Linked DNA regions of Homo sapiens: region 2 is linked to region 1. The links are chromatin loops, found by intact Hi-C in ENCODE. Cell type or tissue: dorsolateral prefrontal cortex. All regions are shown on one strand. Links, peaks and the distances in the headings refer to the core of each region. The heading gives the core; the rest is flanking DNA. Region 1 has its middle 120 kb from the start of LINC02337. Region 2 overlaps TUBGCP3 (tubulin gamma complex component 3).

Region 1 (15,651 bases), core at 8,539-11,038:
GCTGGAGACAAGGAATATGTGTCCGCAGCGCAGCTGCCGCCTGTGTGTCCATTTCCGCACAGCAGGTGTCACATGAAGCTCATGCATTTGGCAAACGTCTCCTGGGTGCGCTCCATACTCCAGGCACCAGCTCCTGAGCACCAGGAGTCAGAGGGCAGCCTCTGATCACCACTGCTCCTGGTCTCATGTCTGGACAAAACACAGAGTATCTCCCAAACAATTCCTTTGCCCAGACCTGGGCAGCCATCGTGCACAAGGCCTCTTAGGCCGGGCGCAGGCCCTGCGGGCCTCCTACTCTCAGCAGCTGAACAAGGACCACTGCAGTCAGGTGCTAGCCAGCCCTCCCCGACCGACAGCCTCAACAAGACACTGCCCGTCCTCCTCTACCCCCGCCCCAAGCTTGTTCACTTCCTACCTCCAGATTTCCCAGCAGAAGTAATCCCTTCCTTCTTTCAACCCTTCTAGCTTCAAATATCTATAGACGTGTGACCTTTGCAACTTGATCCTAAGCTCCCAGAGCAGGAGGTGGGTTTGTGGCTTCTCTGTGCCTCACACAGAAGCGTTCATGGGAAATGTGTCTAATGGTCCACATGTCCATGGGGTCGGGGGCTGAATATTTAATTATCCCGGACTCCGTGGATCATGAATGCCCGTGAAGTCATTGAGCCTTTAGCAGTTGGGTTGGGCTTTGCACTGGGTAGGGCTGCACAGTCTAACAGGATGACCACTTGACCCACATGGCCAGGAGCACATGTGTGTGGCCAGGCCACGTGTGCAATATACTTATATAGAGAAAAGAAAACATAAAATAACTCAGGAGTTTCTTCATCGGTGACATATGGCCTGCAGGTGGCCCAGTGCTGTGACATTCTTCATGTGGAGACCTACTATGTGCTGGGCACATTGCATGCAACATAACAAAGCTTCCTGAAGAGACGCAGAAAGCCAAGAGCTGAGCAAGTCCTATGCACACCTGGGACCTGCTCCCGGATACCACACCCCAAGCCTTCCCCAGGCCAGCGCCCCAAGCCTTTCCCGGGCCACTCCTGTCAGGGCTCAGAGAGGAAGCAGGACCCCAGCAGCTGTGCCGAGAGCAGAGCAGGGCCTCCCATTAGTCTCCCGGGGCTGCTGTCACAAAGGCCACAGGCCAGGTGGCTCGCAGCAACAGACGTGTGTTCCCTCCCAGTTCTGGACAAAGAAGGCCAACATCCAGGTGGGCTGGCTTCTTCTGGGGTGCAAGGGAGACTCTGGTCCCTTCCTCTCACCAGCTCCAGGGGCCCCACGTGCTCCTCATCTTCCCTGCACTTCTGTGGACACAATCCACCTCCTAATGCTCCCTGAGTAACAGACCTGTGGGTGTCTCCAGCCCCCTTTCATCCTCTCCGTAGCAGTCACCAAAACCCACCTTTCTTCAGCTCCTTCACCCACTACTCTGGGCTTCCCCCCTGGAAGCTTCTCCTGAAAATAAAGTCCCAAAGCAACGCACTCCTGCTGAGTCACACCCCCCTGCACCGAGCGAGGTGCATAGCGGCTGAGCCTGGCCCCGGGAGCTGCAGACTCACACCTGCTCAGCCAGCTCCTTGCCCCAAGGTCCGCACACAGCCCCCGACCCAACTCTCATGATGGTGGGGGCATGTGTCCCTCCCCTCTTACAGGCTTAGAGAAGGTCTGTGATGGGTGCGAACTTGTGCAGCCTGGCCCAGGGTTCCAGGATGGTGTCTCCATAGGGAAAGGCCAATGTGCCAGGGAGCAGCATGGTGGATGAAGGCCATGCTGGATGATAGCAACCTCTGCGTCATCATGCTCGCCTTTGTTTAGGAAGTCTACTCTCCACTTCTGGCCTTCAATGTGCATTGAATGGTTACCATCTTTTCCCTAACAAGGACATAAGGGTTCAGGTGCTACCCATCTGAAATGACCTCCTCACTCCCCTGTTACATATCAGGCAGTAATAACCCAAGGGTCTGAGTCTAGATCCTAAATCTTATGATTTCCTAGTGCCAATCCATTACTAATTAATTGCTAAGATTTATTGCCCAATTTCAGGGGGATCTTAGTAGGCACAGCTCTTGGAGTATCTTATTTAATTCTCCTACAACACCCTGCCATGGGTAACAGGAAGGTGAGTCTGTGGCAAGTCATGACATTTGGATGTGGCTCCTCATGGGCACGGTTCTGGGGAACCCAAGCTGAGAGCTGGCCTCCAGCACCAGCGTCACCACCCCGCCCTGGCCGAGGTAGGAGTCACTGTTGCAACCTAAGAGCCAGTGATGTGCTGCCAGCCCCAGTGCCACAGGAAACACAAAGCATTACAGATTTCTGATTGTTTAAAATCTTGTACATTTTCTGTAACATTTGATTGACACAAAAAGAATGACTAACGTGGCCAGGCACGGTGGCTCACATCTGCAATCCCAGCACTTTGGGAGGCTGAGGCGGGTGGATCACTTGAGGTCAGGAGTTCAAGACCAGCCCGGCCAACATGGTGAAACCCCATCTTTACTAAAAATATAAAAATTAGCCGGGCATGGTGGCAGGCACCTGTAATGTCAGCTACTTGGGAGGCTGAGGCAGGAGAACTGCTTGAACCCGGGAGGCAAAAGGTTGCAGTCAGCCAAGATCGCACCACTGCACTCCAGCCTGGGCAACAAGAGCGAAACTCTTCTCAGAAAAAAAAAAAAAAAAATTACTAACTGCCTAACTGCAGGAGATTTTAGAAAGCGTATTTCAAGTTTTTAGAAATGAAGTCCCAGTTTATAATAAGCATTTTACAGAACTCAAATTTCCACACAGCTAAACAAAAGGAAAAATGCAAAATAGTTTCTCATGGAAGCACTCAAGTCGTGCTGATCTGGGCACAGAAAGTCAAGGTTTGAAATATGCAAAGATTTAATTATGACATGAGGTAACTGACATCCTGGGAGAGGTCCTTTGGAAAGTTTCTCTCTTCAGCTGTAATTGCTTTGGGCTGGTATAAAATGGCTGCCCTGGAAAGTGTTCATAAAATAGAACCCATAGCTACTCACTCCCACCGAGACAGATTCTAATTTGTTTCCAAGCCTGCACCTGAAACTCCGTGCAGACACAGCTTCAAAAGCAACCTGAGAACGTTGCTACCAACAGTCACCATCTCTATTTCCAGACACCACTCGGGGATGCTGAAGCGTAATCCTAAATGATGATGTGACTTCATATTTTAATAACTGGCCATCATGTTTACTCTGGTTCCTCCTGGGGTTTCAGCACCAGCAATGTCCCCAGTGGGTGTTTGCTCAGCTGGGAAGGGCCTCCAGATCTGCCTTACAATGAGCCAAGCCGGCCCTCTCCTGCGACCGTGTTTACAGACTCTATCACTCATCCCCACCTAGCTGGCCAGCGCCCACCCTCACCACATGCGCATGTTCCCCGGCAGCTGGGCAACGGGGGCCGTCTGTGAGTGAAGCCAGCTCCTTTCACACCCACTTAGACACACTCCTAGAAAATGGGCCCAACGTGAACAGCTGTGCTTGGCTGGGGCTGTTGTAGGTAATCACGTTCTTCATGTACTTTCTTCACTCACAGTCCCTGTGAACCTCATCCCAGGAGAGCCCCCCCAGAAGACTTTCCTACATCCACTTCCTGCCGTCTGGGCTTCTCTCCCTGGCGGTCCCATTCTAATCCAAAGGTACTTTCAGAGAATGCTTTCTCCTCCTGGTTGAGTCTCATAAACCAGGCTGCAAAAGGCCGAGGAAGGAATGGGGAGCCAGAAGAAGGAGGGGGCAAAATACCAGAAAGGTGCCCACAGGATGGGAGAAGGATGCTGTGCTGCCGGACAGGGCAGCAGGATGGACACCGCCCGGAATGGCCACCACCGTCATCGTCTTCACTTCTGACGACAAGCACCAACTGCCCCTGCTGACATGTTATTACATCATTTTGTGCAAATCCTCTAAAAGTGATGCATCTGAGTAATCTCTTTACCAAACACAAGTCAGTCCCCTCCTTTTCTCATGGTGCAGGCTCTGCCCACACTAGCCTGTTGGTTTGGAAGGAGAAGAGCAGAGGTGCTCCTGCCCTTCGAAAGGAGTTGGGGGGCCTCCTAGGAGGCTTCTCAGATGTCAGCCCCTGCGATGAGGTTTTGCTGCTGTTTCACAGACAGGGGTCTGGTCTCCTGATGGGAGCACCGGACCTCAGAAGCTCCAAACTGGGCACGTGTGGCTCACCCTGCCCACCCAGGGTACCCCTAGCATCTCCCTGAGCCTCATGTGCTACCGCGTGTGCAGGGTAAGGGACACACATGGGGACATGGGGACACGGCGCCCTGGCCTGCAGGTCTGTAGCCACCCTTCCTAGTTCCCGTCTCCACCAGGCTTCTCCGCACCATGAGCAATTTCTTCAAATGCCAGCAGATTCTCCCTTCAGCTAGACACAATTCCCCTCTAACCCCGTCACTTATGTTTTGATTGAAGTCGTGTTTCTAGTTGCTGGAAGCTCTGCCTGGTTCTTCTTCAAAGCTTCCCGTACCTTCTTCCCAGTGGTTTTCATGGACCTCTGTTTCAGTTTCCTCTTGGGAAGATTTGGGTCTTGTTGCCTCTCTCTGGGCTCTGTTACGTGACGATCCTGCATCCTCCTCCTATTTGACGCACCTGACAAGAGTTCCCCTCAGCGCTGAAAATGGGCAATCTCTGCGTCAGGACATGGAAGACTTGGCAGAACATTTTAGAAGCCACTGGTTTACCCAGCACTTCTGGAATTTCTCAGAAATGAAGAGAACCGGCACGCCAGCTTCCTCAGCAAATTCTGGGTGAGTTGGTTCCTCTTGGGCTTCACATCTGGGGAGGATGAGCTCCTCTTCAGCAGGATTCGATCTGCGGGAAACCTGTGAGGTGCGGCCTCCAGGCATGTCTAGGGCCTGCGTCTGCAGGGCCTCAGAGGGGGATGCCCCGTCCTGGGACGGCCTGGGTGACTTCTCTTCGGGGGGTCCGCAGGCTGTGCTGGCAGCACGGTCCAGCCAGGGCAGGAGCGGAGCTGGGGCTGGAATCCAAACGCCACCATCCTCTCCTGCGGTCCAGCCTCCTGGCCACCAAGCACCAGTGCAGAGATGATTTCTAGAATGTGCTTTTACCAAGAATGGAACTTTTAGCAAGGACCCTGGCTTTATGGTGGGGGGGAAGTGACATTGCTTTCAATATTCCACTTGTTTATTTGGGGAGGACCAAAACACAGGTCTCTGGGTGACTGAGACCATGAGACCCACAATGCCGCCTGCCCCACCCTGGCTGCCAAAATACCACTTATTTATAGACCACTCCGATTTTCATTTTCTTCTTCGTCTCAGAGCCCTTGGAGATTTTTCCTACTTTCTTGCGAATTGAACTACCCATTTAAAATGTCTGCTGCATTTTGTGCAATATTTCTCCTTGTTTAGTAAGGGGTTTGGGGCTCTCTAATACATCACATGGTCAAATACAGAGGTTCCCAGCTACACAGTTGCTAAAATCCTTTCACATTCCCAAGTCTAGGGTTCCTCACATTTCTCCTCCAACAGCTTAGCTGGAATATAACTCACATACCATTAATTCTCTCATTAAAAGTGTACAATTTAATGGTTTTTAAATATATTCACAGGTACGTGCAACCTTCACCACAGTGCATTTTCGAACATTTCCATCACCACAAAGAGGAATTCTGTGCCTTCAGCTGTCACCCTCTAGCCCCCTTCTGCCCTTGCCCTCAGGTTCAAAGCCATCACTAATCTGTCTTATAGATTTTTGTCCCTATGGATTTTTCCATTCTGGATTTTTTTTTTTTTTTTTTTTGAGACAGAGTCTTGCTCGTCACACAGGCTACAGTGCAGTGGCACAATCTCGGCTCACTGCAACCTCCACCTCCCGGGTTCAAGTGATTCTCCTGCCTCAACCTTCTGAGTAGCTGGGATTTACAGGCACACACCACCATGCCCGGCTAATTTTTATATTTTTAGTAGAGACAAGGTTTCGCCATGTTGGCCAGCCTGGTCTCAAACTCCTGACCTGAAGTGATCTGCCTGCCTCAGCCTCCTAAGGTGTTGGGATTACAGGCATGAGCCACCATGCCCGGCCTGGAAATTCTATAGAAACAGAATCATATACTAGGTAGTGATTTGTGACTCACATCTTTCACTTACTATATAACGTTTTCAAGCTTCCTCCATGCAGCCTGTACCAGCACTTTATTCCTTTTTGAGGCCAAATAGCGTTCCACCACGTGGATACAGCACAGTTGTCTACCCATCCTCAGGGGGCGGACACTCAGGTTGTTCTCGTCTTTCGGCAACTGAGTGATGTGGCTGTGAACATTTATGCACGCGTTGATGTGTGGACGTGCATTTTTATTTCTCTTGAGTTTCCATTTCACATGTGCCTAGGGACGGACTTGCTGGTCCTATGGTAACTCCATGTTGAATCATTTGAAGAACGGCCACTTAGTTCTATGTGATTTTAGTCTATTTCCATTTACTTTTTATAAAAAACAAAAAAACCTGTATGTAGAATTTGCTAAATTTTTCTCATTGTACACCATTATCCCTGCCTTTAAAAAATACTGACAAGTATATCACTACTGTAAAAAAAAATACGCACATAGAAAAAAGTCTTAAAAGATGGCCCACAAAAGCAGTTATCACCAGGAAAAATGAATTTTTATTTTTGTGTTTTACCTCATATGTGTAGTCTAAATTTTTAATAATGAAAATAAATAACATTTGTCGTAAGGAAATAAATTAAGAATGGAGAAGATAACTTTCCAGAAAATGACAGGCAAGTGAGGTTTTGTTTTGTTTCAGGTTTTGTTTTTTTAATCAGAATCTAAAATAAATCCTTCTGCAAGACAATTCGAATGGTGCACACAGAGCCTCCCTCTCTGAAATGGAAGTGGTCTCAGTTAGTTGGGAATTGCAACCCAGCCTGAGGCCTAAGAGACATACACACTCCCATGGAACCAAAAATGGGCAATCTCTATGTCAGGAAATAGAATACGAGAGAAATTTCTAGAAGCAGCTGGTTTTTCCAACACTTCCTGAACTCTTCAAAGATGAAGACAGCTAGCACATCAGCTTCCTGGTGAATCGTGCTCTGAAATGTCAGTCAGTCTTCCTGCCCTTTGGCTCACCCTGGCAGGTGGATGTCCAGCTTCTCCCATGGCCCCTTTCTAGGGAATGTGGTCCCATTGGCCAGGTGTGTCAGGTGCTTGAGCCCAGAGCCTGGCTGTCACCCCACCCCAGCCACCCCAGGAGAAACCTGTGAACCTCAAGCCCAGACCCCAGCAAGTCTCTCACAGTCAGGGCTGGAAAAAAAGATCCTATGTATGAGTCCATGCTCACACTGCTGTAAAGAAACACCTGAGACTGGGTCACTGAAAAGAGGTTCAGTTGGCTCTTGGTTCCACAGGGCGTACAGGAGGCATGGTTGGGGAGGCCTCAAGAAACTTTCAATCATGGCGGGAGGCGAAGGGGAAGCTGGCAGGTCCTACGTGGCCGGAGCAAGAGGAATAGAGTGAAGGGGGAGGTGCGGTACACTTTTAAACAACCAGATCTCCTGAGAACTCACTCACTATCACCAGAACAGCAAGGGTGAAATCTGGCCCCAGGATCCCATCACCTCCCACCAGGTCCTGCCCCCAACACCGGAATCACAGCTCTGAGATTTGGGAGGGGACACGGAGCCAAACCACATGACCCAGGAGCAGGAGTCCCAGACTCAACAACCCCGGAAGGGAAGATTGCTTCTTATCTTAGAGGAATGCCCCACCACCACCACCGAACGGAAGAAAAGAAAGCATCCATCTGGGTTTTAATGTAACTTTAGGAAAAAATAGCAGAGGTACAACGATTTTCTTTCCCCCAAAATAACAAAAAAACAAAAAACACTCTGAAAATCTGAAATAGTAAAGCAAGAGGCAGGAGGAACGAGCATTGGAATTTTTTTGGTGTGGTTATATTATCCCTAAAATAACCCTCCAGTTCCAGGACTATTTCAGGGTTTGACTTGGCCTTCGAATTAGGCAGTTAGTTTTCTTATTTCAGGGAGATGAGTCAGGGTGTCACTAAGCCTCCCTTCTTTGTGAAGCTAATCTGATGCCTGGGAGAGGCCTCCTAGGTGAGCAGGCCCCTGGCACCAGGAAGCGGCCATGCTCCTGGAATTCCTGTCCATAGCCCTGGCTGCTGGGCCACCATGCCCAGGCCTGCCAGCAGCATCCGTGCCTTCTCACGCTCTGCAAAGGTGAATGCCACCTGATAGCCACTGGGCCAGGTGCGGGGGCCTCAGGAAAGGCCTTGGCAGTCCCACCTTCTCTCTGTGTCCACATTCCGTGAAGCCTTGGTTCAAGGCTCTCCACTTCCTGGCGAATCTGCTCTTTATTCATGTAAAGATACCCCAGTCAGTTCATGTTCACACAAGCAGATTCATCTGTCCACTAAGACAGGGGCCCACCAAACCCCCAGCCAGCTCATCATCACCCAAGCAATTCATCTGTCCACTAAGACAAGGGCCCTCCAAGCCCGTGGGAGGCCTACAGGGCTGGCTCGGCCCTTTCTTAGCTCCTGTCCCTCCTCACTCTTCTGCAGAGCTCACCATGACTTCTTGCTCTTACAGCTCAGATAGTATCTGTTTAAACTTCAAAATATTGATGGCAGAGGCATTACTGCTGCCATTCTAGAGATACAGGAGCAAGATGGACGATCAGGACACTTCCCAGGGTGATCCAGGAATCACGAGTGTGGCTGGGACTTAAGTGCAGCTCTACCTAAAGCCTGCACATCCAGTCACCTCGCCGCCCTCCCAGCCCCCAGCAGGACAGCTAGGCCCACCCTGGGCCACTCTCAGCCCAGAGCTTCTGGAATCAGTATCAACCCAGTAAATAAGATGACAACACGTTAATGGAATCAGTGCCACCCACACGCTTCTGCTGGAACAAGTGGAAAAGAGGCGTGAAACTGTTTCATGAGCAATAAATACAATCCAGAGATGGTCCCTATTTCTAAGGTAAAGTGGCAAAGCATGGGAATTATAGGGATTGCACCCGGGGCCCTCTGCTACCTCCGTCAGCACCATCCCTCCCCTGTCTCCTGGGGTCCTCTCCAGCCTATGGAGAGTCACCCCGACAGCATCCCTGGTGTGGACGCGATGTGGCTCTGCAGTTATATTAACAAATGTTGGCTGGGAGTGGTGGCTCACACCTGTAATCCCAGCACTTTGAGATGCTGAGGCGGGCGGATCACAAGGTCAGGAGTTCGAGACCAGCCTGACCAACATGGTGAAACCCTGTCTCTATTAAAAATACAAAAATTAGCTGGGCGTGGTGGCGCACGTCTGAGTAGCCTCCAGCTACTCAGGAGGCTGAGGCAGGAAAATCACTTGAACCCGGGAGGCGGAGGTTGCAGTGAGCTGAGATCGCACCACTGTACTCCAGCCTGTGCAACAGAGCGAGACTCCGTGTCAAAAAAATAAATTAAAATAAATAAAAATGTCATCGCCCTCAGGCAGAACCACGCTGAACAAAGCCCTGTAAAGCCTCCCCTGTTCCTGCAACAAATCCTGCACAGATGGAGCCCGAGGTGTTGCCGGAAGCAGAGGAACCTGAGTGCTGAGACCCCAGCGTGGGGCCCCTCCCCGGTCCCTCAGCAGCAGCTCCGCGTCCCACGCCTGCACTGCAGTGGCCTCCTGCACAAGCGAGGGTGCCAGCAGAGTTGGGATTGCAAGGCAGGCAAGTTGGGGGAGCTTTCAGAGTCAGGCCTCCCCAAGGAGCCTGGGGACCAGAGCTGCCCATATCAGCACACAGGACCACAGCCTTCTCCGGCACCTCAGCCAAGCCTCAAATCCTAGACAGGACTCCCTTCTCTGGATCCACCTGCCCAGCAGCACATTTATTTTAAGAGGGATTTTACTGACATCTGGTGGCAAGACAAGAAACCTCACTCTTTAGAAATACCAGATCCAGGGATTTAATCAGCCTCCATCAGAGACCATGAGCTCTAGAATAAAAAGGAAGCCAAGAGAAGAAATGCAGGGTTCCAGGACACTCACAGCTCCCGCCTCCCTAACAGGCACCAAGAAAGTGGGTGAAGCCGGAACTCGCTTGTATCCCCTGGCACCTGCGTCCCAGTCCGGCAGCAACGTCGCTTCCATCCACAACAACGAACACCTTTAGAAAACTCCCCAGCTTGGGACAGTGACTCCCTGGAGCCTTGTTCCCGAGCACTCGGGGTTTCCTGACCCCTCACTGGGGCTGCAGCTTCCCTCTGGCGGAGGGGGACCTCGACACTCCCCGAATTGGCCCCTGTCCCATAGCAGGAGGTCTCCTACCAGCCCCACATCAAAGTTGCAGGGAACAAGCACAGGTGACCTTGTGGTCCAAGCGTGAATGGATAGAGCCTTGTTTCACCCCACGACAACATTAAGGTGCAAACACTGGTGTGATTATAAGACATTTTCATGCACCCGTAGCTTATCAATGAAACACTTTAAAAACATGACCAGGCCTCAGTACCAAGTGCAAATCTACACTCACTAATCAGAACCTCCCCCTAAAAAAGACTAGGTCTTGTCTGGACAAAAGGGTAAAAAGTTGGACTTCTAGGCCGGGCGTGGTGGCTCACGCCTGTAATCCCAGTACTTTGGGAGGCCAAGGCAGATGGATCACTTGAGGTCAGAAGTTTAAGACGAGCTTGGCCGACATTGTGAAACCCCATCTCTACTAAAAGTACAAAAAAAATTAGCCAGGCATGGTGGTGGGTGCCCCTAATCCCAGCTACTCTGGAGGCCGAGGCAGGAAAATCAATTACTTGAACCTGGGAGGTGGAGGTTGCCGTGAGCCGAGACTGCACCACCGCCCTCCAACCTGGGCAACAGAGCAAGACTCTGCCTCAAAAAAAAAAAAAAAAAAAAAAAGTTGGACTTCCAGTCCAAAGTGAAGGACTTACTTTTCATTGACAAATGGGACAATACAAAGAGTATGCAGTCTGAACACAGCCATTCACACCCACTTAGACACACTCCTAGAAAATGGGCCCAATGTGAACAGCTGTGCTTGGCTGGGGCTGTTGTAGGTAATCACGTTCTTCATGTACTTTCTACATGTGTACTTTTTCCAGGTTGGCACAGCCCCCTGGCCTCCGCTTCATGCCTGCCTGGCCCCGTCTCATTGCAGCAGGCAGAAGTCCTGGTGGAAAGCCCCTGCTCTCAGTCCCTGCCCTGCCCGCACACGGCCTGCAGTGGGCTCAGCACTGGAAGCTCCTTTGGGTTCCCAAAGTGACTGGAAGCCCTGCAGCAGTGAGTCCTGCCTGATTCTCCCCACGTCCCTCAGGTCTGCCCAGTCTGCAGACAAAGGGCAGTTTGACCTGTTCCACGTCTGCCGCTGCCCATCCAGTGACTGTGCAGGGCTGTGCCAAGTCTGCACCCCCACGTGCACAGCACGTACACAGACATCGGCACCTGCACTCTTGGGGGCAGGAAAGGCATCTCCATGCAAACTGCTCATGGGAAAACACCTGCCTGTCCCCAGCCCTGCTTCCTGACCAGATGCTGATCCAGATGAGCCAGGCCTCCTTCCTGCCCACCCCAAGACTCACCCCCAACCCTGGACCTTCCCTACCCAACAGTCTCTTCCCAGAATGCCATGGGCCACCTTTCAGGAGCTCATTCTCTGCAGGGAGGATCGCTAGAAAATAAATGCATCGTCACAGGTCTCCTGGATGAGCCTTAGACCAGGGTCTGCATCCCAGCTCCTGCGAGACCTAATGTTGGAGTGGGACAGTGGGAACCCACAAAGCCAACAGCCCTAGGAATGCCTCCCTTCCCATTCCCGACAGCGAGACACACAGGAGCAGATGGAAGATTGTTTGCCAACCTCCTTGCAAAGTGTAGCAGGTACAAGTATCAGAGCCGCAGTACCTGAAATCGGTGGGATGCCTTGATTTTCTTTCTCCGTAACTGAAAAGTCACATATTCCACTGACCCGCATTTGCACAAATAGCACGAAACTTCATCTCACCCATCAAAGGTCACTTGGTCCTCTCCAGACTTCAAGGTGGTCGCTGGAACGCATCTCCTTCTCCCAGGAGGCTATCCAGGCTTCAGAATCTTCCACGTTGTCCTTCCAGTTGTCTACAGCCAGTCCTGAGCTGGCCTGGGTCTTCCACTGGCGTTTGCCCCGGGATGCCCCTCACCCTTGCTGACAGCCCTCACCCCATCCCCGCCTGAGGCCGGTGGTCCGTGCCTATGCCCCTTAGCCCATCTCAGAATCCTTGGTTCTCTGTGGCCCATGCGGCTCTTCCACAACCCCCTTGGGGCTCCAGAATCCTGTGTGTCAAGGCAGGTCAGCAGCTGCCCTGGGGCCTTCTTTGGTCACCATCCTTCACTGCCCCTCCAGGGCTGGGCCACTGTAGGCTTCTCGGTGAGGCTGCACCCACCCCAGGAGACCGGACCCTTCTCTGCAGCCCTGAGCCCTTACCCAGGGCCTCCATGGGCTTACTACACCTGGGCTCGGGCCAATCCCCTCCTGTCACCTTTCTCCTTCCAGGCCCTCTTTGATCTTTGGTGCAGCCAGAGAGTCACCAAGGATTCCCTAAGCTGTAGTCAGGGTGTGATTCTGTCCTGGACCCTCATTCTCTGACCTTCCGCAGGCAAAGCCACGTCCGTAGAATTCTTTCCAAATCTTTTCTCTCTCAAACTCTGGCTTTTGAAAATCAGATGTTTTTAGATATCAGTCTTTAGATACTGCCTGTGCAATAGCATTTAATGACCACAGTTTAAAATTTAACAGTGAACAGTGATCTCTTTGCTGTGAGCTAGACTCACCTGAGAATCACGTAGACTGGGATGAGGAAATGGAGGCACCCTGAGAGCAAATCGCAAAGAAGTGCCTGTGCTCAGGGGCCCACGAGGGCTCTGCCGCTGCACTTGCATGGTCCCGAGGGTAAACGCCTCTAACCTGTGCGCACCACGCACCTCCCTCACCTTATGCTGTGCCAGCCGTGCCCCTAGGGCCAAATGCCTGTGACTGGAGGAATGGAGTCTCCAGGGAGCAAAGCAAGAATGACTGGGGTGTGGGGCACGCCAGGTGGCATCTGAGGAGCAGACTCTGCTGCCAGAGGCTTCCAGCACCCCAGGGACATCGTACCCATGTAGAGACAGGGTCTGGAACATGCAGAGATGCATAGATACGTAGACATGGATCTGACACGCATGTGGATCTATAGATGCAGAGACAGGCCAGGACCTGGTCCGTGTACACGCGGTATTGATTCATGTGCGCCCCACACTCCCCTCTGAACTCCTCACTGTGATTTGGGGTGAGGGGGAGGGAAGTGATTGGCCAGTGCACCCTAGCAGGCACATGCGTCCTCTGCTCCAGTCAGCACAGATACTGGGGCGGGGGGGGGCTTCACCCACTTCTGGACAAACCATGGCATCCAACACTGACTGATGTCCGCACCAGGCTTCTCTGGGTAGACTGGAAGCGTTGCGGTTTGGGGACAGTGAGGGAGGTGATGACAAGCTTCTGCCATCATTCTCAGGGGACACCTCATCTGAGCCACAGAACCCAGAAAATGACTGCAGGGATTCACCTTTCAATCCCCCCAGGGATGGTGCATTACAAGCACCATGACAGGTGCTCAGGAGAGAGGCAGATTCTGGCCCCATGTGGATGGAGTGGGCGCTTAGGGCCCCTGTTGGGAACACCTGTTTGGGCGCCTTCTGGAAGCCTAGGAGTGACCCAGGAAGAAATCCCACCTACTTCATCCCGAAGGAAGTGCCACGAACGGGGACTTTCACAGACCCCATGGGTATTGAGAGATCACATTTGCAGATCCAAACCTCCAGTTCTGTAAAATTTAGTAGAGTTTTTGTTTCAGCAATTTTTTTTGCCATAGAAACCATAAAAATTCAAAAGTCATTTTTCAAATATTTCAGATGACAGAGTTCACATACTCTTAAGAGAAGTATATTTATTATTTTATATGTGACCTTCGATGAAAGGACAAGAAAACTTGCTTTGGAGTGAGTGAAGGGTGGGGGATTAGCCGCATGTGTGAGGAGATATGTATATTTTCTCACCAAAGATGTGAAATTAAACTTCTCCTAAACTGTAAAAAGGGACTGAAGAAAAGGCAGGAGAGTCAAATCTGGGTGTTCCAGCTGGAGTCAAACAGGTGGACGGACACAGGCTCTTGGCCAGGAGCCATGGTTCAAGGCTCACGGTGCGGGGTTGTGTTCAATCCACCAGGCCCTGTCCTGACCTTGGGCAAGTTGCTTCCCCTCTCTGAGTCCTGCTTCCCTGACTGTAAAAATGAGATCAGCCCCCATTGCTCCACTGTTGCTTGTCTCAAGCACTGAGACGGACAGGCAGTCTGTGCTTTGCACGGGGGCCAGCACGAGTGGGCCTTAAATAAACGGACACTACGCCGCCGGCAGCACGCTATGATGGGCAGGAAGCGTGCTGGCTGCAAGGGCAGAGGCTGTGACGGGCAGGAAGCATGCTGGCTGCAAGGGTGGAGGCAACGTCTCCATGGATTCCCAAACGTCACCGAAGCAGGCCCAAGTCGCAGGCGACACCCCTCAGTGTTCCACGTGGCTTCACCAACCCCCTGGAGCAGGAATCCCACCATTCGGGTGGCATAGAATGAAGGCAGCCAACCTGTTCCAGCCCCAATCTGCTCACAACTGGCCCTGCTACTGTCTTCCCCACTTAAAGGAGGGAGAAACTGAGGCTCAAATGGCAGAACTGGAATCAGAATAAGAAGCCAGTTCTAGTCTCCTGGTGGGGATGCCTGCCATAACCAGGTGTGGGCCAGTGGTCAGGACGAGCCTGGAAGGAGGTGTCCTGGTTTCTGGCTCCTTCAAGAGGTGAGCATCAGAAGAGCCGGGCCCTGGACCTCACTGGACCTCTGACTGGCCATGCAGCTGTGGGAAGTGGCCCTTGCTCTGAGCATCGGTGCCCTCCTTAACAGCAGCAGCCCTGGCTCAGAGGCAGCTGGGATCCCCAAAAGACCAAGCTCTGGGATCCCCTCCTAATCTCTTACCTCTAAAGAAACCATAAACCGGCTAGGCACAGTGGTTCACGCCTGTAATCCCAGCACTTTGGGAGGCTGAAGCAGGTGGATCACGAGGTCAGGAGTTCAAGACCAGCCTAACCAATATGGTAAAACCCTGTCTCTACTTAAAAAAAAAAAAAAAAAATACAAACATTAGCCAGGCATGGTGGCGTGTGCCTGTAATCCTAGCTACTCAGGAGGCTGAGGCAGGAGAATCACTTGTATGCTCATTTCAGGCAATATAGTGGGAGGAGTCACACCAGCAGTGGGTGGAAGATGGATTTGCACCCAGGCAGCCTGGCTTCAAAGTCCTCAGGGAAGATAAGGTTTCTATCCATAGGACATCAACTCAGAAAGTTGGGAGCTTTGATTTAACACACTGCCACACACTAGGGGTGGACAGCAGCCCTAGCTGGACTTTCCGCCCACCCAGCCATCAGAGCCTTAGCCAATGGGCTTGCTGGATGATGGGGTCAAGGACAGATAGCAGACTAAACGAATGGGCAATCATCGAGGCCTTCACTGCTCTTCCTCCTCCTCAAAAGCCCTTCCCAAGAGACGTCATCTTTAATAGTGCACAAACACGCTATTTAATTTTTAAA
Region 2 (15,651 bases), core at 12,509-15,008, 1.0 Mb before region 1:
ATATTGCTTCATTTTGTAGAAGAGACTTGAGCATCAGGGAATTTTGGTGTCTGTGGGGGTCGTGGGATTGGTCCCCTGCAGATGCTGAGGGTGACGGGGCGCTGCTGCTGCTGACGCTGCTGCTTCTCTGTGACGACTCCTGTGGTCCCCGTCGTCCTGTCCATGGCTGCCAGGGTCTGCGGAGAGCAAAGTTTCTGCTGTTGAGTATTTATAGTATAACTGGGAAGACAGAAGATGCAAATCCTAAAAGACTCCTAGTAATGGTCAAAAAACAGGAGAACATGTCAAATTCATTTTTATCTGTGAAAAAGTTATGAAGATTTAAAAGTGTGAATAAAGAATAAATAGTGAAAATTTAAAAACTGAGCACGAGAGATGCCTCAACCCTGAAGGAGCAAAGAGAGTTCCGAGGAGGCTCTGGGTTCTGTGTCTTCATAGGCTGCTTTGGGCTAAGACTGATTCAAACCTTCTCTTTGGAATGAAAATTTTTAATGACTCAAACAAGGGTGTAATGAAAACATTTCTAGAGAAAAATCTTTATGTCATTAAAACTACGTAGATCAATGGAAATAGAACCCCATGCCCTTAAAACAGGACTGTGGTGAGCTCATCAAGGGGTTCCGTGGTGTCGTGACTCCAGGCAGACCTCACTCATCCTCAGATAACTACAGTTTCTTCACTGGGAGCATCTTAGTTGTTTGCTACTAGTGTGAAATTGGAATAATAGCAACACTAAAATAGGCCTGTCTTAACTGCTTTCTTATTCGGAAGGACAAACAAATCTTAAGAGTCTTCTGGTATATTTAAACTGGGTAACTCAGATAGTGGAAAGAGACTTAAACTCTGAATCAGAAGATCTCGCCTTTCTTGTCCTTGCTTAGTCTTCAGCTAGCGTTTTGCCTCCTTCTCTCAGTCTGAGGTTGTTCCTCCCACTGGGGTTATTGTCTAGCTTAAGTATTATTGTGGGTTTAATGAAATGAAGTATTCATATAAGTTTTAAAAATGGTTTTGTGCTTTGCAGATGTAAATCAGCACTGTAAGAAGCTCTGTTATGTGTATAGTCTCCACCTGCAATTTCTTCTCAATAGAAAGCTATGGAAATGCTTTCTTCCGCTATGTTACTGCTTAGAGTCAGGCGTCTTTATTGGTGACAATCTGGTTTTGTCCCCTAGACATCTCCACCAATCTCCGTAGAGTTCACTCTATGGTGCATGATACTACTACTCAACTTTTGCGAGTTGTACAATTCACAAAGCTTATTTGCATGTGCTGTTTTGGTCTTAAGACTAATTTATGGAAACATCTTATGGGTATGGACGGGTGACTCAGCACTGACTTGCCCTATTACCAGTGTGTTTTGGTGAGATTTACGGTTAGTTACAGTGTATTAAGGGATTTGGAAATCATGAAGACACACATGTAGGTGTCTGCTGTGAACCCAGCTGGCAGAATTGTTTTCATGTGTGTGGTCTTAGGGCTCTGGTCTCCTTTGTGGAATGTCCAGCTGTCTGTGCCTGCGGTCAGTCTGTTACTGATGCCACAGGCAGTGGTTGGCCCTGAGTCTGGATGTATGTGCCTTCATTTCTCCTCTGTGGAAATACAAATTACATATGCATGTGTGCTCTTCCCTGTTGTTCTTTACAGCTGCAGACCTATTCACAGACTTGGAAAATGCATTTCAGGGGAAGATTGATGCTGCTTATTTTGAGACCAGCAAATACCTGTTGGATGTTCTCAATAAAAAGTACAGCTTGCTGGACCACATGCAGGCAATGAGGCGGTACCTGCTTCTTGGTCAAGGAGACTTTATAAGGCACTTAATGGACTTGCTAAAGTAAGGCACTATTTTGATTTCTATAAATAAGTAATATATTTGACATGATAAGGAATCTTGTATTTAAAAGAATAAATTATATTAAAAGAAAATGAGTTGAATTCTTCGAGCATACTTTTTAAAATAAAATCTGAAAAGAATGTAAAATTTTCAAAAGGTAAAGCCCCTTCATTTTTCTCTGGTTATCAGCAGAGCATCATTGTCATGTTCTGTGCTTTATTCATAAGAGAAACTGGCATTTCTTTCCAAAACTGTGGGGCTTACAGTCTTCATGTATGAGGAGTTGGTCAAATCACACTTAACTTTAGCTTGAGTTTGAAATAAAGCTGAAAAATAAAATATATATTTTAAAGTTGAATTTTACTTTTATATTTGTAGTTAATGTTCACCTAAAAATGAAACTATGACCTTTTCATTTTGCTCCCTGACATTTCTCATGGCATCTTCCCTTCCAGAGTTAAATGTATGTCCTTCTCCACAAGTTCTGGACCAGAGCCTGCTGTGCTTCTAGGTCTAGAGACAGTGCAGACCCCGGCCCAGGCAGCGTGAGCCTGGGCATGAGCATCCCAGGGGTCCACAGCCTGGGCCTGGAGATTTTCACCCAAGTGTTTAGAAGAATGAAACTTCTTTTCTGGTGTTCCTTTTAGGACACTTAAAGTAAGATAAATGTTCCCTTTAAGACACAAAATAGTAACTTACCTTTAAACCCTGCCAGTGCTCCCCAAGCAATTGTTTTAGGCCTCAGGTCCTCAAGTTTCAGTGTATCACAGACTAGAAAGCTTGCTGCAGTAGCTTGTGGGCCCACTTCAGAGAATGAGATTCTCAGGTGTGGGGTAGAGGATTTGCATTTCCAGCCAGTTCCAGCTGCTGGTGATGCTGCGTTTGTGGGGACTACACATTGAGAAGCACTGTTTGAGACATGCAGGCTCTTACATCCTACCTTCTAGCCAGAAGCCAGTCTCCCGTGTGAAAACTCATGTGGCTTTTTGAGGCGTACACAGCCATAGCTGGCTTGTGACATGCTCATGCCTTAGTCATAGCTGATGCCTGCTAACACATTTGTAAGAAAAGAAAGTTCACTAGTACAGTAAATGCTGGTTGTGATGAGGTCAACACCTGTTTGAAGTATGAGTGGTGATGAGCTTTTAAAGGGGAAATGTTCTCTAATGCCATGGGGGCATGGGGTGTGTATGTGGGTCAGTTGGTGCAGATGGAGATGAGGAGCCAAAGTGAGGTTTGGAGGACACTGATGGTGTCATAGGTCACATCATAGAGCCGGCTGAACGCATTCGCCTTGTGCCCAATCTTAATGTTGAAAGTATCACATGCGTGCTATAAAATGAAAAATTCATTTCTCCTCAATGTCGTATTTTAAGTTCCTAGTTTTTAGGTTTATTTGACGTTGTGTGTCTTTTTCACCTTGTCTCTGCCCTGTGTTTTGTAGAGCTTACACGTCTACCTGAGTTGATTAGTGGTGTTCCTAACTTGGTCACCCCCGATTAGAGACGTGTTAGCTTCATATTTATAAAAGCAGATATCAGTAACCCTCAAGAAATGCTTGCTGAAAGTGTAGTGTTTCTTGGCCCTTTAGAATCATGACATCCATGTACCTAATTGCTTTGATTTGATGGAGGCCTCTCCTCTTCCCATTGGGTCTAAAAGGAAATTATATCAGCTCATGCTACTCATAGGCCAGTCTGAAGTTTGAAAACTTTGTTAACATGTATAGCACATTTAAGTACTTTCAATTTAAGCTGAATCAAAATCAGTTCTTTTTTTTTCTTTTTTTTGAGATGGAGTCTCGCTCTGTCTGTCACCCAGGCAGTGTAGTGGCACGATCTTGGCTCACTGCAACCTCTGCTTCCTGGGTTCAAGCGATTCTCCTGCCTCAGCCTCCAAAGTAGCTGGGATTACAGGTGCCCGCCACCATGCTGGGCTAATTTTTGTATTTTTAGTAGAGATAGGATTTCACTATGTTGGCCAGGCTGGTCTCAAACTCCTGACCTCAGGTGATCCTCCCACCTTGGCCTCCCAAAGTGCTGGGATTACAAGCTTGAGCAAATGTTCCTGGCCAAAATCAGTATTTTTCAGATTTTAAAGAAATGTAACTCCACAATAATTAGTAAGCCCTGTTTGCAGTTAATGCTCTGAAGCTTTTGTTGCCGCATTATTGTATTGGTCCCATTTGTCTTTTGAGTTTTTATAATTTGAACTCTTACTTTTAATAGTTTATACGTTTTTTAAAGTTCATTAAGAATTGAAGTAATATTTTCTTTAATTTTTAAAAAATTTGTTAAGACCAGAACTTGTCCGTCCAGCTACGACTTTGTATCAGCATAACTTGACTGGAATTCTAGAAACCGCTGTCAGAGCCACCAACGCACAGTTTGACAGTCCTGAGATCCTGCGAAGGCTGGACGTGCGGCTGCTGGAGGTACTGCGGCTCTGCGTGTTGGGAACGCCGCCCCGGCACCGAGGACCCACTGGGCCGGGGTGTTCTAGCGAGTGTTTTCCATGTTGTTTCAGGCACAGCTAGCCGTTATCTTTCTGGAAACTGGGCAGCCTGAGTAGGAACTCCACTCTGTGGCTTGTTACTGCCTGGTCAGCACATCTGCTCCCTCTCCACCATCTGGGTTTCCGTTTGCCCATCTTGCAGCGGGGAGCCTTGCAGGGCTGCTAGGCTTAAGCTGGAGAAAACGCATGACACCCTTGCCCTGTGCTGGGCAGCATATCACAGATGCTTAGAAAATGGTGCTTTCTTCTCATAGTAAATCCAACAGGAGCACAAGACATGGTGTACGATGGTATTTATCAGAAAATGGATGCTTTTAGTTGCAGTTTGGTAGGACATGACTTTTCTTAAGGGTGTGGTTATTATGAACATAAACCCACTATTTACTTAGTTGTGATGGAAGATCATTAGCAGAACGGTTGGTTTTCTTAAAATATTGCAAGAGTCATCTTGGAATAAAAAGATTTGGAACATATTTAGAGGCAGTGGGTTTTCGTCGTAAGCAAATGGTGATGAATTTTAAACGCATAGTCACAATATTCATTCAGAAATACACCATGCATTGCCAGATGTTTGCAGAGCACCTACTGTGTGCTCATTATTGCCTAATTGGTGAGGTTGTAGAAGTTAACAAGAAGATGCACTCAGAACTGTTGAGCAGTTTTTAACAATTGGGCATTATTTTACTGCTTTTTCTTTGCGTTAACAAGTTCTTCAGCAAGAAGCTTAAGGTCTTGCAATTATGTGTTTGTTTCTGTTGTTAGGTCTCTCCAGGTGACACTGGATGGGATGTCTTCAGCCTCGATTATCATGTTGACGGACCAATTGCAACTGTAAGATTATCCTGCATCATTTTATAGTATTTACAACTATTAAGATTGTTAAACATTTTGTTTGAAATTGGCTTTCTTCTCTGGGGACTTCTAATTCAAGTGATCACTCGACATCTAAGATCTACTCATTGAATGAATACTTAAGCCAAAATTGTGTGTGTGTTTTAAATGATTATTAATGAGTACTGAAATGCTCTATTATTTTAAAAATTCTTAAAAATATCATTTGTTCTATCATAGGTTTCAGCAACTCCTTAATAAATGGACTGTTCATTTTCTTCCATTATTCTTATACTGTGGCAACTAGTTAAGGATAATGTGAAAGGAACTATAAAGTGTATTTTAGGGGAATCATATTTTTACTACTTAGATAAAATTTGGTATTTAGTATTCATTTAAACCGATGAGGAAGCAGCTGTACTTTGTTCATAGTGCTTTTACCTACATAACAGTTACCACATTATAAAAGGCTGACCAGGAAAGCTGTCTTTTTACATGTCTGCAATTAAAATGCCTCTTTTTAGTGCGCATTTTTAAAGTATTCAGACTTGAATAAATTTCCTTGACCAAGATACCCTCTAAACTTACTTCAGTCATTTTTATATCTGAAATACTGAAGAAGGACATTGCATTTCTTTGAGGTATTGGGAAAAGTATTCTGTTGAGAAGGAATATAGTTGGGCTCTAAAATTTCTTCTCAGTGGTTCTGGTAGAGCCTGCTTCGTGCTGTTTTCCCGCCTCTCAGGGTGCATATCACGCTGCTGCAATAATTGCATCAGGGCACACTCACCCTCTTTCCTCTTGGGGGTAAGAAACCTGCCACTGGTAAGTGTGTCTCTCCTGTCTACAGTGAGATGGGAACTGCTGGTGCAATTTCCTTTTTACACATAAATTCCTGGTGTGTAACCTTTATTGATCAAAGCTACTATATTTTAAGTGTATAACTTCTCTTAAATTTAATTTCTCATCATATTCAAATTAGCTTTTTCTCTTTTGACTTATATCCTAAACAATTTAAAATAGTTACAATGCAAAAAGCAGTGTGATATTTTAACAAATTATTTATTTATTTAATTTATTTTTGACACAGAGTCTCACTCTGTCACCAAGGCTGGGAGTGCAGTGGTACAATCTTGGGTCACTGCAACCTTCACCTCTGAGATTCAAGCGATTCTCCTGCCTCACCCTCCCAAGTAGCTAGGATTACAGGCACAAGCCACCATGTCTGGCTAATTTTTGTATTTTTAGTAGAGATGGGGTTTCACCATATTGGCCAGGCTGGTCTCAAACTCCTGACCTCAGGTGATCCACCTGCCTCCCTCCCAAAGTGCTGGGATTATAGGCATGAGCCACCGTGCCCGGCCTTAACAAATTATTTAAATTAGCAACTTTCATATCTCCTGCCTTGTTAATTTGCATACATTACGTATTATTTTCATAGCATAAAAGATACCATAGTACAGATAATTGCATCGATTATTTCACAGAGTCTGAGTGCCTTGACAAATAGGTAAACTGAACATTGCCTAGATAAGAGATAATTAATTATTTCGTAGTATTACAGATCTCATTAAGAGTGTCAAAGTTGTCATGCCATGTACATAAACAATTGCTAATGCAATAATGTTGAATGTTTAGGTCTGTAAAGCTCTACTTTAGTAGAAGGACTCGAGGAAAAAAGTTTATATCATAGATTTATTTAAAAAAGGCAAATCTATCACTCGAGGCCAGGAGTTCGAGACCAGCCTGGCTAACATGGCAAAAACACACCTCTCCTAAAAAATATAAAAATTAGCTGGGCATGGTGGCACACACCTGTAATTATGGCTACTCAGGAGGCTGAGGCATGAGAATCCCTTCAGCCCAGGAGGCGGAGGTTGCAGTGAGCTGAGTTCTCACCACTACACTCCAGCCTGGGTGACGGAGTGAGACTCTTATCTCAAAACAAACAAACAAACAAAAAAACAAAATAAAAGTAAATGGGTGAAAATAACCTGAAGGATTCTTTTCAGACGGGAGATTCTTCTAGGCCTACCTTCCATGAGATTCACCACCCTTAGGAGCTACTGTTACAGAAGAAAGTGCACCCCTGCCTCACGGATCCCTCAGGCGGGTTGGGGGGAGTTGTAGTGAAGAGTCCACATTTTAGACTAGGTTTAGACTAGTCTAAAATGGATTGAAAATCCTAATAAACTGCAAGCTGTGTAACATTAGGCCTCTGTTTCCCCATCTGTACAACTGGCATAAAAATGCCTGCCTTCTGTTACTGTGACTTTACTTAGCATGCTGCCTATTATGATAGTTTGCTAAAATGTACCTTTTTAAAAAAAGATTGAGACCTGTACTGAGAGGATTCTTACGTGGGAATACTATCAACTTGTCTTCTGCTGTTATCCCAGGTGTTTACTCGAGAATGTATGAGCCACTACCTAAGAGTATTTAACTTCCTCTGGAGGGCGAAGCGGATGGAATACATCCTCACTGACATACGGAAGGGACACATGTGCAATGCAAAGCTCCTGAGAAACATGCCAGGTGAGCCCCCAGCACGGTCACGGGTCCGCACACACTCCCAGCGGCCTCCAGCCCCCACTGGGTGCGGTTTCCAGCAACTCCGCAGAAGTTAAGGTAGACTCACGGTGACAGCTATATATTTTTTTCAGATGGCGAACTTTCTTTTAAAATCACATTTATTTTTTATTCTAATGTTCATATATATACTTTTTAAAAATTGCCTATTTTTAAGGAAAACAGTTTAATAAATCACTGACTCATTTAAAATCCATACAGTGTTTTAACTAAATTGTTTTTGAGAATTTCTTTAATGTTTTGTTTTGTCCATAAACCAGAACATGAGAATATATTATTTAAAACAATCTAAAACTATAGTAAAAATTCTTAGGTATCAGATAGTCAAGATTATTTTAATGTTATAAACATTGAATGACTTAAATTACAAGTAATTTTGAAGTCTTTATATAAAATTGATTTGGTCAGAACCTTTGAGAAAGTATTTCAGTAGGTATGTCTCTAAGGAAGAACTAAATGGTATATGCCTTTAATCCTTTGGTGAAAAGTAATTGTTAAGAATAAAAAGAGAGCAGTTGTTTGGAGAAAGCAGTTCATGATCTCTGCTTCTTTACCAGCTCACAGGCTGGTCCCTGAGCAGCTACCAGAGATCCAGAATAGTGACCCCTGCCGAAGGCTGTGGGGCAGGGAGTTCCCTGTCTGAGCCAACACTGACATGTAGAATTGTCGGTTTTTATTGGGTGTTGATATTTGACTATAGTGGGAAGTGAATGGTAGGAATCCTCTGAATTAGCTGAGAGGGAAGCAAAGGGGAGATTTTCTTTTAAAGGCAGTGATGGCTGCGGGCAGGGTACCCTTCTTATGAATGTGCTGCCACTGGACGGGAGGCGGGAGGAGGGCCGTGCTGAGAGGGCTGCATGCACGCCTGGGGCTCTGCGGGTCTCCTTTCTCCATGGTTTCACACCGTCCTTCTCGCCACTGTTGCGGATTCCCTTGCTCACAGTTGCTTTAACTGGATGTGTACTTGCCTGCACTTCTCCTTCCCCCTGTGTTCTTATGAATACCACCAGGTAGATCGGTTCCTGGCTGCCCCCTTCACGAGGCAGCATCTTTCTTGTAGTGGATTTAGACCAATTCAAGGCCAAACCGATGCTGTCATTGTCACACGTCAAAATAAGCCTCTGTGAAGGCTGAGCTCCATTATCAACTTGAAATATGGGCTGGTTGCGATATAGTTTTCTGATCTGATTATCAGTTTAGCAACGTCTGTATCAATTTGCTCTTCTCTTATTGTATTGAATATCAATAATGAGTTTTGTTTTCTAGTTGGAGATAACTAATAAATTTTTTGATCAGTTTTCTATGTATGGGAAAATGCATATTTTATTATTTATAAAATTTATTTATATCGCTAGGATCCTGCTTCACAGAGTTTGACTCCAGCTTCTTCTGCTGATCCTTCCCCCTCGCTATTGAAACTTTTTCTGAACCATTTTTAATAGCACGATATTACCTCATGTACATATGATTTCATCATTTCTCTTTGCCTGGACATGTAGTTTTTTCCTCCAATTTTTTGCCGATATAAATAATGCCATGCATGTTTTTATAAATACAACTTTATATGCCTCTGAATATTTCTTGAGAATAGATAGAAGTGGAACTGCTTGCTTAACAGTTTGAATTTTAGTTTGACTGTTTACTTACTAAGTATTCATATTTTAACTCTATTGATATTATCAGATCACTTTTTGGGAAAAGTGTACCAATTTAGCTCATATCTCAGTAAGCCCAGATTGTATTGTTGATAGTTGTCTGTATCACTGTTTTTGTTAACATTGGCTATTAATTCAAATAAATTGTCAATTCATAGGTGAAAATGGAAGTTCATTTCAACTTTTATGCTTTTTAAATGTTATGCTTTTAAAATGATTGATGAGGGTGAACACTTTTTATTTTTAAGATGGGGTCCCCCTTTGTTGCCCAGGCTAGCCTCAAATTCCTGGGCTCAAGTGATCCTCCCACCTTGGCCTTCCAGAGTGCTGGGATTACAGGCATAAGCCACCATGCCTGGCCTCTTTTTTCTTTGTTTTGCTGTATTATATAGTATTCCCTTTATCTACAGGGGATATATTCTAAGACCCTCCCCCCCACCCCATGGATGCCTGAAACCTCAGATAGTATCAAACCTTACGTATACTGCTTTTCCCCATATGTACCTACCTATGATAAAGTTTAACTTATAGGTTAGGCACAGTAAGTGATTAACAGCAATAACTAATGGCAAAATAGGATTATTTTAACATCATACTATTACAAACATTATGTGGGTGTTATGTCTCTCTCAAAAGATCTCACCGTACTGTGCTCACCTGTTTTTCTCGTGATCTGTTGACCTGATAACTGAGACAGCTACTGAGTGACTAACCGGGGGGTTGGATACGCCATGAATTTGCTGGACAAAGGGTTGATTAACTTCCTGGCTAGGTTGGAGCAGGATGGTGTGAGATTTCATCACTACTCAGAACGGTGCTCAATTGAAAACTTATGAATTGTTTATTTCTGGGATTTTCCATGTGCTATTTCTGGACTGCCGTTGACAGCAGGTGACAAACAGCATAAAGAGAAACTGTGTGGGGGACTACCATATTTCCTTTTTCAGGAATTGTTTTACCTGTGTTTCTGTTGGGGTGTCAGTGTTCTTACCTTTAATAAAGAAGTATTTTAAAGTAGTTCATGGCCAAGCAGCTTCATGAGCAGAAATCAACTAGCTGATTTTGCTAATCCAGCGCGTTAGAAATGTCCTGCTAATGATAAATCTGAAGCAGAGTACAGACAGACCCTGTAGAGAGCTCCCATCAACAGCTGCCACGGGGCCTTGTATGGGCGTGGTATGCAGAGGACAGCTTAGTCTTACTTAAAGTATCAACAGTTATCACCCTAGTGTTTTAGCAATATTCATCAAAGTAGTAACTTGCTTCATGGTGTGCAGAAAGTAGTTACATGTGAAAGTGCTTTGCTGGGGGCAAGAGTTTTTGATCATGATCTACCAAGCAGATCCCACCCATTCCTCATGTAAGATGATCTGCTTTTCACGCCTCTACCAATCCTGGATGGTAGCAGCTTTTTATGTATTTGCCAGTCAGCTGGACAAAACACAGCGGCTAATACTAAAATGGTTTGTTAGAGTCAATTAATCTAAAAAACATTTCTACTACTGGAAACTAAATTCATGTTTCAGATAACATTTCACAAAATGAAATGGACCAATACAGGTAACTGAGCCTGTATTCTTTCTCAGCCTTTGTGTGGGGTGGGGAGGGAACGAATGGAGGCTTTTTCTTTCTCCCTCAGCTTCCCTCCCTTTCCTCTTTCAAAACAGTGGCATTGAAATAATTTGCTTTTGGTCTTTATTAGAAATAAAATCGATCTCTTATGTTCTTGAGGGAAAACAAGGATGCGTTCATCGTTCATGAAGAATCAAGATGAAATTTACGTAGTCAGGTTCTAATAGAAGTCTGATTCAGAAGTAACACTTTCTTAGTTTTCCTCTGGTTTTTAAGACATTAACTTACTCATCTGAGACAAAAATTAAAAATTAATGTTTAGACAGCTTTTAGAGGGCTCTTAAGAGAATGTTAATTCTCTGAAATGGTCCCTGAAGTTCTCAGGGAACAGTGGTTAGTGGAGATTTACGTTTACCTTTTTTTTGAGATGGAGTCTCACTCCGTCACCCAGGCTGGAGTGCAATGGTGCGATTTTGGCTCACTGCAACCTCCACTTCCCAGATTCAAGCTACTCTCCTGCCTCATCCTCATGAGTAGCTGGAATTACAGGTGCCCGCCACAACGCCTGGCTAATTTTTTGTAGTTTTAGTAGAGGTGGGGTTTCACCATGTTGGCCAGGCTGGTCTCAAGCTCCTGGCCTAAGGTGATCTGCCCACCTTGGCCTCCCCCAGTGCTGGGATTACAGGCGTGAGCCACTGTGTCTGGGCCTTTTTTTTTTTTTTTTTTTTTTTGAGACAGAGTCTTGCTCTGTCGCCCAGGCTGGAGTACAGTGGTGTGATCTCAGCTCACTGCAACCTCCGCCTCCCAGGATCAAGCGATTCTCATTCCTCAGCCTCCTGAGTAGCTGGGATTACAGGCATGTACACCATGCCCAGCTAATTTTTTGTGTTAATATTTGTAGCAGAGATGGGGTTTTCACTATGTTGGCCAGACTGGCCTCGAACTCCTGGCCTCAAGTGATCTGCCCGCCTTGGCCTCCCAAAGTATTGGGGTTATGGGCGTGAGCTACTGTGCTCAGCCACTGTTTAAGATGATGGAACTCCACTAGCTTAAAATGAGATGTAAATAATACTACATTTTAAAATTAGAGCTTGTACACTAGACACTCAATTATTTCTTGTCTAAAATGTAATGATAATAAGTTACAGGTTTTCCTTTATCTTTTCTAATCCCACTGAATGAAATGTGCTTTCGAGAGAACGAGTGTCTGAGTAAGTGCTTCCTTGTGTAGGTATTGGAGAGCAGTGTCTGGCTGTGGAAATAGCTTGGTGGGGCCACATCTGAACCAGCAGGTCCCTTATAATTAGAAAGCTTTCAAGTAGAAGGCACTTCGGAGATACCACAGTCAAACCTCCCTAGTGTATAGTGGAGAGCAGCCTGAGACCCAGAATCTGAAAAGGTTGGATTGGCCCAAATTTGGTTTTGGCCCAATATATCGAATAATAAGGTAAATGAAGGTTTAATAGCTCATACTACATTTTTTTTTTGGTTTTCCTTTTAACCATATTGTATCACTTCTAAGATACACATTGCTTTCATGTTCTCAATGTGTCTTAAAGTCTGTGGAGCTGCAGGCTCCTGTGGCCTGCAGCTGCGTAAACCTGGCCCCAGCTCCTCTTGGATCCTGGAGCTGGGCTCTGTGCTCCGGCAGCACAGCCTTTAGTACCGGCCCAGCTGCGGTTCATTGCCTTCAAAAAGATTACACCCTGGATCCACCCTGGCTCTATTTTGAAATGAAAAGTTGCTGTGTTTGCAGAAAGGTGTAGAAATAGCAGTGGAGCATAAATTTGAAATCCATGAAGCACATAATTATTATTGAGAGAAGAACCAAAATGCCACTTTTCCATGTAAAGCAGCACCGCAGATTTTATCTTACCAGGAAAGGCAGGTGCCCGCGGGCCAGCAGTGCCCTGTGAGGGGCCCATCTGAGCGGTGGGTTCAGAGGGTGTTTCCCGCACAGGACTGTGGTCAGGGTGTCTGTCAGTGTGACTGGCAACTGTTTTACTTTCTTGATGATTCATATAATAACGATTCATCTTACAAATGACAGTGTCTTAGACTCAGTGAATGATAAAGGATGAGTTGAAGTTTTTCTCTTTAAAAATTTCTTTGTGTATCTATCTGTGTTTTTGTATCCTGTGTTTTGTATCCTTAATGTGTATCAACTGTCCAGTGTGGCCTTGGCCCTGCAGGAGGTGTGCTTGCTGTTTTCATTGTATGTTTCACTCATCATTCATATGTTTCACTAAGGAGCCAAAAGATCCTTAACAAAAGTCTTTTGGATCCTTAGTGAAACATACAAATACAGATTGGAGGTGCCTGGCTCCAATTGATGGAAACTTTAAGCTGAGCCGTTGGTGCTAGAGCTACATTGCCTGGGGGAGTCCCCACCCCATCACCTGTCTCTGAGGCTGTGTGGCCTCAGCTGATTTCTTGATCTTCTGCCTCAGTTTCCTCATCTGGGGGATGAGGTGGCGACGGCACTTACTTCCTAGTGTTGCAGGATTAAGTCTGAGTGAAAGTACTTGGAACAGCACCTGCCTGTGGTGAGTGCCCCCAAGTTCACTGTTGCCGTGATTACTTGCCTGGGAGAGCAGGAATGCCGATGATGTAAGGATGAGATCCTCAAAGGTGGTTAGAGACTTTGAAAACAATCCTAGGTCTTAACAAATGTCATCTGGATCCTTAGTCTTGAGAAAAATAGATCAGATGGGTACTTTGATAAGGTCACTTTTAAATACAGTAAGGTCACTTTTAAATACATAAATACGGGTTGAGGAGGTGATTTTGAAATTGTGAACAAATTGTTTTAAGGTCTTTTCTAAAAAAAACAAATATCATGTTTAGCAGTACTCGATGCTATCTATAGGGGCATCTCCGCATGTGAGGGGGTTCTGGCGGAAGGTGCCTGAACAAGTCCTTAAGAGCCGGTGTTTGAGTCAAACTTGAAGTTCTTTCGACAGCCTTTAGGGGTCAGTGGAGAATTACAGAAGAGCCTGGCACTTAGCTGCTGCCCAAGCGGGAGGAGATAGTGGCTGCCCAGTTTTGTGTATCGGCCGTCCAGTGTGGCGTCGGCCCTGCAGGAGATGTGCATCCTGTATTCATTGGACCTTATTGCCAATGTTGCTTTGCTTTTGGGATTCTTATAATTATATAGTTACTTGTGGGTCAGCCATAAAAACACATTTAAAACATGTGCCTAAAATATATTTTCAGAGTGCTGGGTAAAGAGATCCTAGGCATGTTGGCAGGTGTAAATGGAATTTTTTAGGAACTAAAGGACTAATTGTGCCTTGTGAATTGAGTTCATAGTCATTACAGCCTTAGAGTAGTTAGAAGTTCAGAAATACTATTGCCTGTAGTGTTTAATTTCTCATTTGGGAAAGAAAAATAATTGTGATATTGTAGGGATTTCAGACTTCTGTCATGTGGATGGTTTTACGAGGTTTCTTTTCAGTAGCAGCGTCCTCAGCAGCAACCATATGTCTCTCACTGTCAAGGGGCTTTGTCTCAAAAGAAGACCATTGAAGATACTGTCCTCCGTACTCATTGTAGACACAATAAAAGATGATTTTTCTAGAAGGAAAACTGTATTCGCTGGTAGTACTTTAAGACTGTAAAAGGAAAGAACACCTATATTCACATTGTTGCTAAATTGACCTTGCTTATAGAAACCTTTTGAAAGGTGTGAGTTTGAGTACTCAAGATCTGGAGGAATGCAGACTGCCTGCTCTGACGTCCAGTGTCAACATCACGCATTCTTTCAGGAAATCATCATTGAGGGCCCACTTAGTGCTCCCTGTTGCTGGCTCCCAGTGACAAGGTGACAAACCAGCTCCCTGTGGCCAAGCAGCTCATGGCCTATTAGGGCAGAACAGATGTTTACACAGGATCTTACAGTCAATCGATACGGGAAAATCCAAGTGGCATGGGAATGTTTAAATGAGGCATCTGACAGACGTGGGTGATTCCAGAAGGCTCCAGAGGTGATGGTGTCCAGGCTGGCCCCTGACAGGTGAGGATGAGCTGTTCGGGTCAGTGGGGAGGAGAGCAGCATGTTCAGCTAAGCTGTGGAGGGGGACTGTGCTGCAACATGGGGCTGGAGAGCCCAGCCACGAGCACGTCCTGAAGGTCTGGATTCAGGTAGTTGAGAATAATGAACCTGGGGCGCGACCGTGGTGATTAGCAGGGCAGCCAGTTGTAATAATCCGTGTGCGGTGACGTTGGCCTTTATGGTTACAGCAGCCGCGGGGCTGGAGGGAAGGGAATGGATTTGAGGGAGGCTTGGGCTGTGGCGCCAGCAGGACCAGGTGATGCGTGTACGGAGGCCAGGAGGTGGTTGGAGTCTCAGTGGCACCTGGGTCTCTGACTTGAGGACCTGGTGGGTGGTGGCATCTTTTACCACCCAGGGAGCACTGGAGGAAGAGCTTCTTTGGGGGGGATAGTGATTCCATTCAAATACGCTAATTTGAGTATTTTTTAGGATACCTTGTGAGGCCATTAATCAGACTGATCTTAAACTTAAGATAGATCTAGACTAGAGGTAAAGATTTTAGATGTCATCAGCCTGGATGATACTTGAAGTTGTGGAGTGGAATGTGGAAGGGACATCAGTGCGTGGGAACTGCAGTCTCACAGGGTGCCGTGGCTAGGAGG

The links. A loop is a pair of places that touch in the nucleus more often than their neighbours do. Peaks named below come from ENCODE experiments on the same cell type or tissue, not always from the same donor. Only the 100,000 strongest peaks of a DNase experiment are listed, where the experiment ranks them.
Region 2: a loop joins it to region 1, with 3 times the contacts of the local background. A loop is called at or near these places in 8 of 110 quality-filtered maps.

The regions. Positions count from the first base shown.
Region 1 is chr13:111,468,886-111,484,536 of GRCh38, reverse strand. No RefSeq gene overlaps it. Among named protein-coding and RNA genes, the nearest start is that of LINC02337, 120 kb to the left of the region's middle. RefSeq lists an enhancer at 9,171-9,671. In dorsolateral prefrontal cortex, for the core only: CTCF peaks have their summits at 9,701 and 9,901 (motif pointing left); a DNase peak (open chromatin) is centred at 9,666.
Region 2 is chr13:112,508,503-112,524,153 of GRCh38, reverse strand. It overlaps TUBGCP3 (tubulin gamma complex component 3), which reads left to right. Exons shown (of 22, transcript NM_006322.6): 14 at 1,645-1,834; 15 at 4,133-4,268; 16 at 5,111-5,179; 17 at 7,579-7,714. Among named protein-coding and RNA genes, the nearest start is that of TUBGCP3, 72 kb to the left of the region's middle. RefSeq lists an enhancer at 15,616-15,651. In dorsolateral prefrontal cortex, for the core only: CTCF peaks have their summits at 13,766 and 13,970; a DNase peak (open chromatin) is centred at 13,987.